2 separate regions of the Homo sapiens genome follow, and region 1 is linked to region 2. The links are chromatin loops, found by intact Hi-C in ENCODE. Cell type or tissue: GM12878. All regions are shown on one strand. Links, peaks and the distances in the headings refer to the core of each region. The heading gives the core; the rest is flanking DNA. Region 1 has its middle 28 kb from the start of OAZ2. Region 2 has its middle 16 kb from the start of ANKDD1A.

Region 1 (2,903 bases), core at 151-2,650, 160 kb before region 2:
TCACCTGAGATCAGGAGTTTGAGACCAGCCTGACCAACATGGAGAAACCCCATCTCTACTAAAAATACAAAAATCAGCCGGGTGTGATGGCAGGCACCTGTGATCCCAGCTACTCGGGAGGCTGAGGCAGGAGAATCACTTGAACCCGAGAGGCGGAGGTTGCATTGAGCCTAGATTGCACCATTGAACTCAAGCCTGAGCAACAAAAGCGAAACTCCGTCTCAAGAAAAAAGAAAAAAAAAAAATTAGCCAGGCATGGTGGTGCACACCTGTAGTCCCAGCTACTTGGGAGACTGAGGCAGGAGGATCACCTGAGTCCAGGATGGAGGCTGCAGTGAGCTGACTGCACTGCTGCACTCCAGCCTGGGTGACAGAGCAAGACCCTGTCTCAAAAAAAAAAAATGAAGTAGCCATTCCCAGTCATGTGTTAGGTATCACCAAAGGCCCTGGACTGTGCTGGTGAGTGACAATGGCATGACCTATGCCCTGAAAGAACGTCCAGTATGTGCAGGCACCAGCAAGGTTTGCAGACGAGACAGTGCCTGGCAGTGCTGACGACGGAGTGACCCCTGAGTAAAGCGCACTGAGAGAGAACAGCCCAAATTTGAGTTTCCAGGGGGGTCTATCCCCTGGATTTTACCCATTCCAATGGGCAAAATCTCCCAGACATGAGAGAAATTAGGAATGTAATTCCTGAAAATATCAATAGTGGGTTCTCAACTTTGTTACTATGACATCCAGGGGTTTCTTTTCTTATTTTTTGAGACAGAGTCTCACTCTGTTGCCCAGGCTGGAGGGCTGGAGTGCAGTGGCGCGATCTCGGCTCACTGCAAGCTCCGCCTCCTGGGTTCATGCCATTCTTCTGCCTCAGCCTCCCGAGTAGCTGGGACTACAGGCGCCCGCCACCACGCCCGGATAATTTTTTGTATTTTTTTTAGTAGAGACGGGGTTTCACCGTGTTAGCCAGGATGATCTCGATCTCCTGACCTCGTGATCCGCCCACCTCAGCCTCCCAGAGTGCTGGGATTACAGGCATGAGCCACTGCACCCGGCTGACATCCAGGGGTTTAATCAGTGAGATGGAAGCTGACTTGATTTCCTACGATAGTCGGGACACCTGAGTTTTGTGTCAAGCCCGCATAACCAAATGAGCTCCGCACATCTTTCTGCTTCTGAAGGCTGAAGCTTCTCCATCTGTGAACCGAGGCAATTGGATCAAATCTCTCTGGGCCCAATATTCACTTTTGTATCCCCAGTGCCAGCAGAGTGACTACTAGCATGCAAGTATGCACAAATGCAGGAGGTTCTCCATGAGTGTTTGTGTTTGTTAGTGACTAACTGCCTGACTCTGCCTCTGGGAACAGAGGCGCCCATAGAGTCCACAATAAATGACCCCAGGCAAAGGTTAATCTGGAAGAGCAAAAGGGAAAAAGGAAAAAGGTGGGGGCGTGTCCTGAATGCGTGACACTGGCCATCAGCCCTTATGCGGTAGAGAACCATGGAATGAAGTTCTTCTAACCTGTGAAAGTGGCGTCTTGGCACGATTCACCTGGCGGCCGTAGACAGGAGAGATTTCAGACGAGGTTTGTGAGCATCTTCAACCACGAGAGGGCGCCCCAGGATCACACAGTCCCGCCAGCTCCCAAAGGAAGGAGGCTGTGCCAGAGGCACCTGCCTAGTGCTAAGTCTTAGGTGAGCAGAACTTTCTCCTTGGTCACCACTGGGCCAAGACAAGGGGCCTGAGATGTAAATAAAGGTGAGCATAGGAGAAGGAGGGGCCAAAGAGAGAAAGGGACTTGCTGGGGCCACAGAGCATGTCTACAGGTACATCAGGACATGGAACGAGACCCAGGTGGGGTCAGTTTCCCATTACCTTGAAGAGGAAGGCAATGCCCGATCTAGTAGAGAGGAAAAAGCTGCTCTGTAGTACAAGGGAGATGACGGTGGTTAGCAAATGTCTCCAATCACAGGGAAGAAGGGGCCAGAAGCCAGGTGGGGGTGTGTCCTGAATGAGTGACACTGGCCATCAGCCCCTATGCAGTAGAGAACCACGGAATGAAGTTCTTCTAACCGGTGAAAGCGGCGTCTTGGCACGATTCACCTGGCGGCCGTAGACAGGAGAGATTTCAGTGCGTAGGCCCTGGGGAAGCGCATATGAATGGATACTTGGGAGTGTGGCCTTGGGGGAGAACCCTGGGGGAGGCCACTGCTCCAAAAGGAAGTGGCTTTTGCTCCTCCCACCCCTGCCCCTCCCCCCAGCCCCTCTCCCTCCATGTCTTTCTGGAGACACAAGTTAGTTTTTAGGAAGCACACTCCTGCTTTCAGTAATGAGAACCTGGGTCTGGAAAGAGACACAGGCCCATCTGAGAAGCCTCTAATCTAAGAGACCACCTTCAGCAGGGGACAGAGCCTGAGGGTATCCTGCTCTGGAAGCTGCAGTCACCCTGAGGTGGGAGATGAGGCATGTTCCTCTGTGCACAGCTCTTACACCACCCATGCAGTTCTGCGAGGCCAAGCACAGAACCACGATACCATGGGACCCAGAGCAGTACTCTGGACCTGTGGGTAAGGTGGGCAGCAGCCCAGCCTCCGGGGAAAGAGAGGAGCGGAAGTTTAGAACCAATAACCCCCAGCTTTCCCTGCTTGAGTAGCTCCACAGCCCAGACTCCCACACTCCAGGCTGTGCATCACCTGAGAACAGAAACTGTGCCTTATCCTCCATCTCAGCACCAAACACAGGCTCAGCAAAGGGCAGGGGCACAAAAAATGTTTGCTGGAAAGAATGACTGGACAAGAGAGGATGCAAAGGTCAGTCAGCGTGCTCCTTCCCCCTTGAGGGCAGCAGACCAGAGCTCAGGGCTCTGGCTCAGCTCATCATGATCAAACATGACCTTGGCACCTTT
Region 2 (2,829 bases), core at 1-2,500:
GGACTCGCCGGGCTCTACTGTGGGCCCCACGCTATGTTTAGACGCCCGACGTGTCCCATTTTATTGAACTCGTCCTGCCCCCCAAGTAGGGACGATTTACCTCCATTTTCTAGATAAGGCACTGGGGGCTCCGCGAGGGGATGTGGCGGACTGGAGCCCAGCTGCACTCCTGACGGGACTGAATGCGGGGCTGAGGGAGGCAACAGGAAGAATGAGTATTTTCTTTACTGGAAGGGCAGGGAAAGGTTTCTCTCAGAAGGTGACATTTGAGCTGGGCCCTAAACAATGAGCAGGATTTAGCTGTCTTGAGGAGGGGGAGAGGGAAGGGCATGTGACCCGGAAAGGATGCAGCCTGGGCAAAGGCAGGGAGGTGTGCATGGCTTGTTTGGGGGTGTCGAGCAGGTCGGGGGGGCTGGGTGGGGAGTGGCCGCGGGGCGTAGGTAGGGGAGGGCCTGGCATGACAGGCTAAGGGGTGTAGGCTCCTTGGGGTTCCTTCAGCGCTGTGCAAGCCCTGAGCATCCTCCCAGAGGTGTGGCCCTGCAGAGAGAGGGGAGGGAGCCCACTGGGGGAGGCGAGCTGAAGGAGTGGCCTGTCAGGTGGGTTTCCTGCCCTGGAGCCTGAGCTCAGGCAGTGGCTGCCGTGCCCCGCCGCCGCCCTCTTCTGCCGCCTCCTCCACGCCAGCACTTTTGCATGCAGTACTCCCTTCAGTCGTCACAGCCACCTGCAAGGTGAATATTACCACCTTTATTTCATAGGGGAGGTAACAGGTTTAGAGAGGTTAGAGGAGCCGCCCCAGGTCACACAGCCCCTCTTGATATTCTTCAACAAAAGAATCCTCTCTGACCCCTGCTCTCAGTCAACGGAACAACCAACAACCTCCTTCCTTCAGAGAAATAGGGACCCTGAGGCTGCAACCCAACTGTAATCATCTGCCTCCAGGCACCCTCTGCACAGACTCAGCTGTTAAATATAGATGGCCGCTTAGAGATCCTTTTGTTCTCTTTACATATTACAGATGGGGAAACTGAGGCCTAGTGAGGAAGAGACTTGCTTGGGGCCCCACAAATGGACCTAGATTGGCGAGCCTCTTTTGAGCCAGAGTCTCACTGGGGTTCTAGCCCAGCTGGGAAGTTGAGCAAAGAGGGATAAGTGGGTTACAGCTCAAGGACTGGGGGTGCCTTGGGGCTTCTAGGAGATGAGAGCCGAAAGGCATTCAGCCCTTTAACCCCACTCCAGAGCTTCAGACTGTTCCTTCTCAAGACACTTTACTGCCATCTGTCTGAAAAGTGTGCTAATAAATATGCAAATTTTGGTGACTTGAGAGGACTGGTGTCCTCTTGAGTTGTACAGGGCACAATTTGCAGATTTGTGAGTGATCACCAAGCCCCGAAGATGCAGCGAGGTCTCTGGCAACTCCCTTTCTCAGTCCCTTCTCTATTCCTCTCTTCTTCTTTGTCCCTCTCAGACTGGGACTGGGGGTGGGGGCAGGGGGGGGATTTCCTACTAGGGTGGGAGGAAGAAGGGTGAAGGAAGTAGGGTAGGAGGAGGGGAAGTGTGGAGGACAACAGAGGGAAAGGGTAGAACTTATTTCTGCTGTCAGAAACCGAAACCAAAAGTCCTGGCAGGAGTTAATGTGAGAGGGAGGTCTGTAGCAAGAGGCTGAGGAGCAAAGCCTTCACATCTGAGGACAGCAGCCCTGTCAGAGACACCCTGGCTGCAACCTCGGTGTCACTTAGACCAGGGCTTGCCTCTCATGCTGACAAGAAGCATGCAAAGGCAGTCTGTTTTCTCTGGGGATACCAAAGGCCCCTCCAGACCTTACAGTGCCCAGCACTGGTGTTAGGATCACTGCTGGAAAGGGGAGGGGGCACTAACTCAAGTCACCATGTCATCTAATAGCCCAAGAGTGGGTGACCCTTTGTCTTGTCTGGTATTAGTCTGTGTGGACCTGCATACACCCATGAGGCTGAGGCTGGGGGCAGCCGGCATCTGTGTGTCTAGCATAATGGGGATCCTCTTTCCCCAAGTCAAGCTTAGGACGTGTGGTATAACATAGATTTTTGTGATCCACCTGGCTGTGAGAGGTCATTTAGGTGCCACAATAATGGATTCTTTGGGGCACTTCATACTCTATTATAACAATAGGAGAAAATGTTTGCAACTTGGACTTGTCTTTTAAAATTCAGATTGTGTGGCCACTATTTCTTGTGAACTTTGTGATTCAACGAGCCAATTGTGTACTGGGAACCCAGATGGTGCCCCTCCCTTGAGGCTTGCTGGGTCCTCTGTGTAGGGATAGACTCTGTTCCGGGCGCCGTGGCTCCCAGTTCCAGACTGGCAGCCCTTTGAGCGGCTGAAACTTTAATTCATCTTTGTATCTCCCATGATGATAGGAACCTCCTGTCTCCTCAGGGGTTCTCAGAGTGTGAGTTTCTGGCTTCTCCATTCATCCCTCTGAGGCTGACATATCTGTGCTGGCTTCACAGAGGCAGAGAAGAATGGGGAGCATGCAGGGGAGGTGGACTGATGGATCAGGGCACAGGGGAACCTGGCTCCACCATTTCCCAGCCCTGAGGCCTTGGACAAGTTACATTTCTGAGTCTCAGTTTCTTCATCTGTAAATGGGGATGATTTAAATAGTTGACTTTTACTGAGCATGTTCTCTGGGTCAGGCACTGCGTTAAGCATATTGCAGGCAGACTTATTCAGAAAGCATTTATGAGGGCCTCCAATGTGTAAGGAACACCACAGTGTCAGAAGGAGAGGCTTGAAGAAGATAGGTGACTGGCCAAGGTCACATGCAGGTGAAGGAGTGGCAGAACTTGTACC

The links. Hi-C counts contacts between places; a loop is a spot of excess contacts. Peaks named below come from ENCODE experiments on the same cell type or tissue, not always from the same donor. Only the 100,000 strongest peaks of a DNase experiment are listed, where the experiment ranks them.
Region 1: a loop joins it to region 2, with 3 times the contacts of the local background. A loop is called at or near these places in 85 of 110 quality-filtered maps.

The regions. Positions count from the first base shown.
Region 1 is chr15:64,729,855-64,732,757 of GRCh38, forward strand. No RefSeq gene overlaps it. Among named protein-coding and RNA genes, the nearest start is that of OAZ2, 28 kb to the left of the region's middle. RefSeq lists enhancers at 2,087-2,734, 2,735-2,903. In GM12878, for the core only: a CTCF peak has its summit at 1,613 (motif pointing right); DNase peaks (open chromatin) are centred at 1,637 and 2,597.
Region 2 is chr15:64,894,277-64,897,105 of GRCh38, forward strand. No RefSeq gene overlaps it. Among named protein-coding and RNA genes, the nearest start is that of ANKDD1A, 16 kb to the right of the region's middle. RefSeq lists silencers at 268-317, 358-407 and an enhancer at 522-1,120. In GM12878, for the core only: a CTCF peak has its summit at 1,259; DNase peaks (open chromatin) are centred at 545 and 1,325; H3K4me3 peaks cover 1,960 bases; H3K27ac peaks cover 2,191 bases.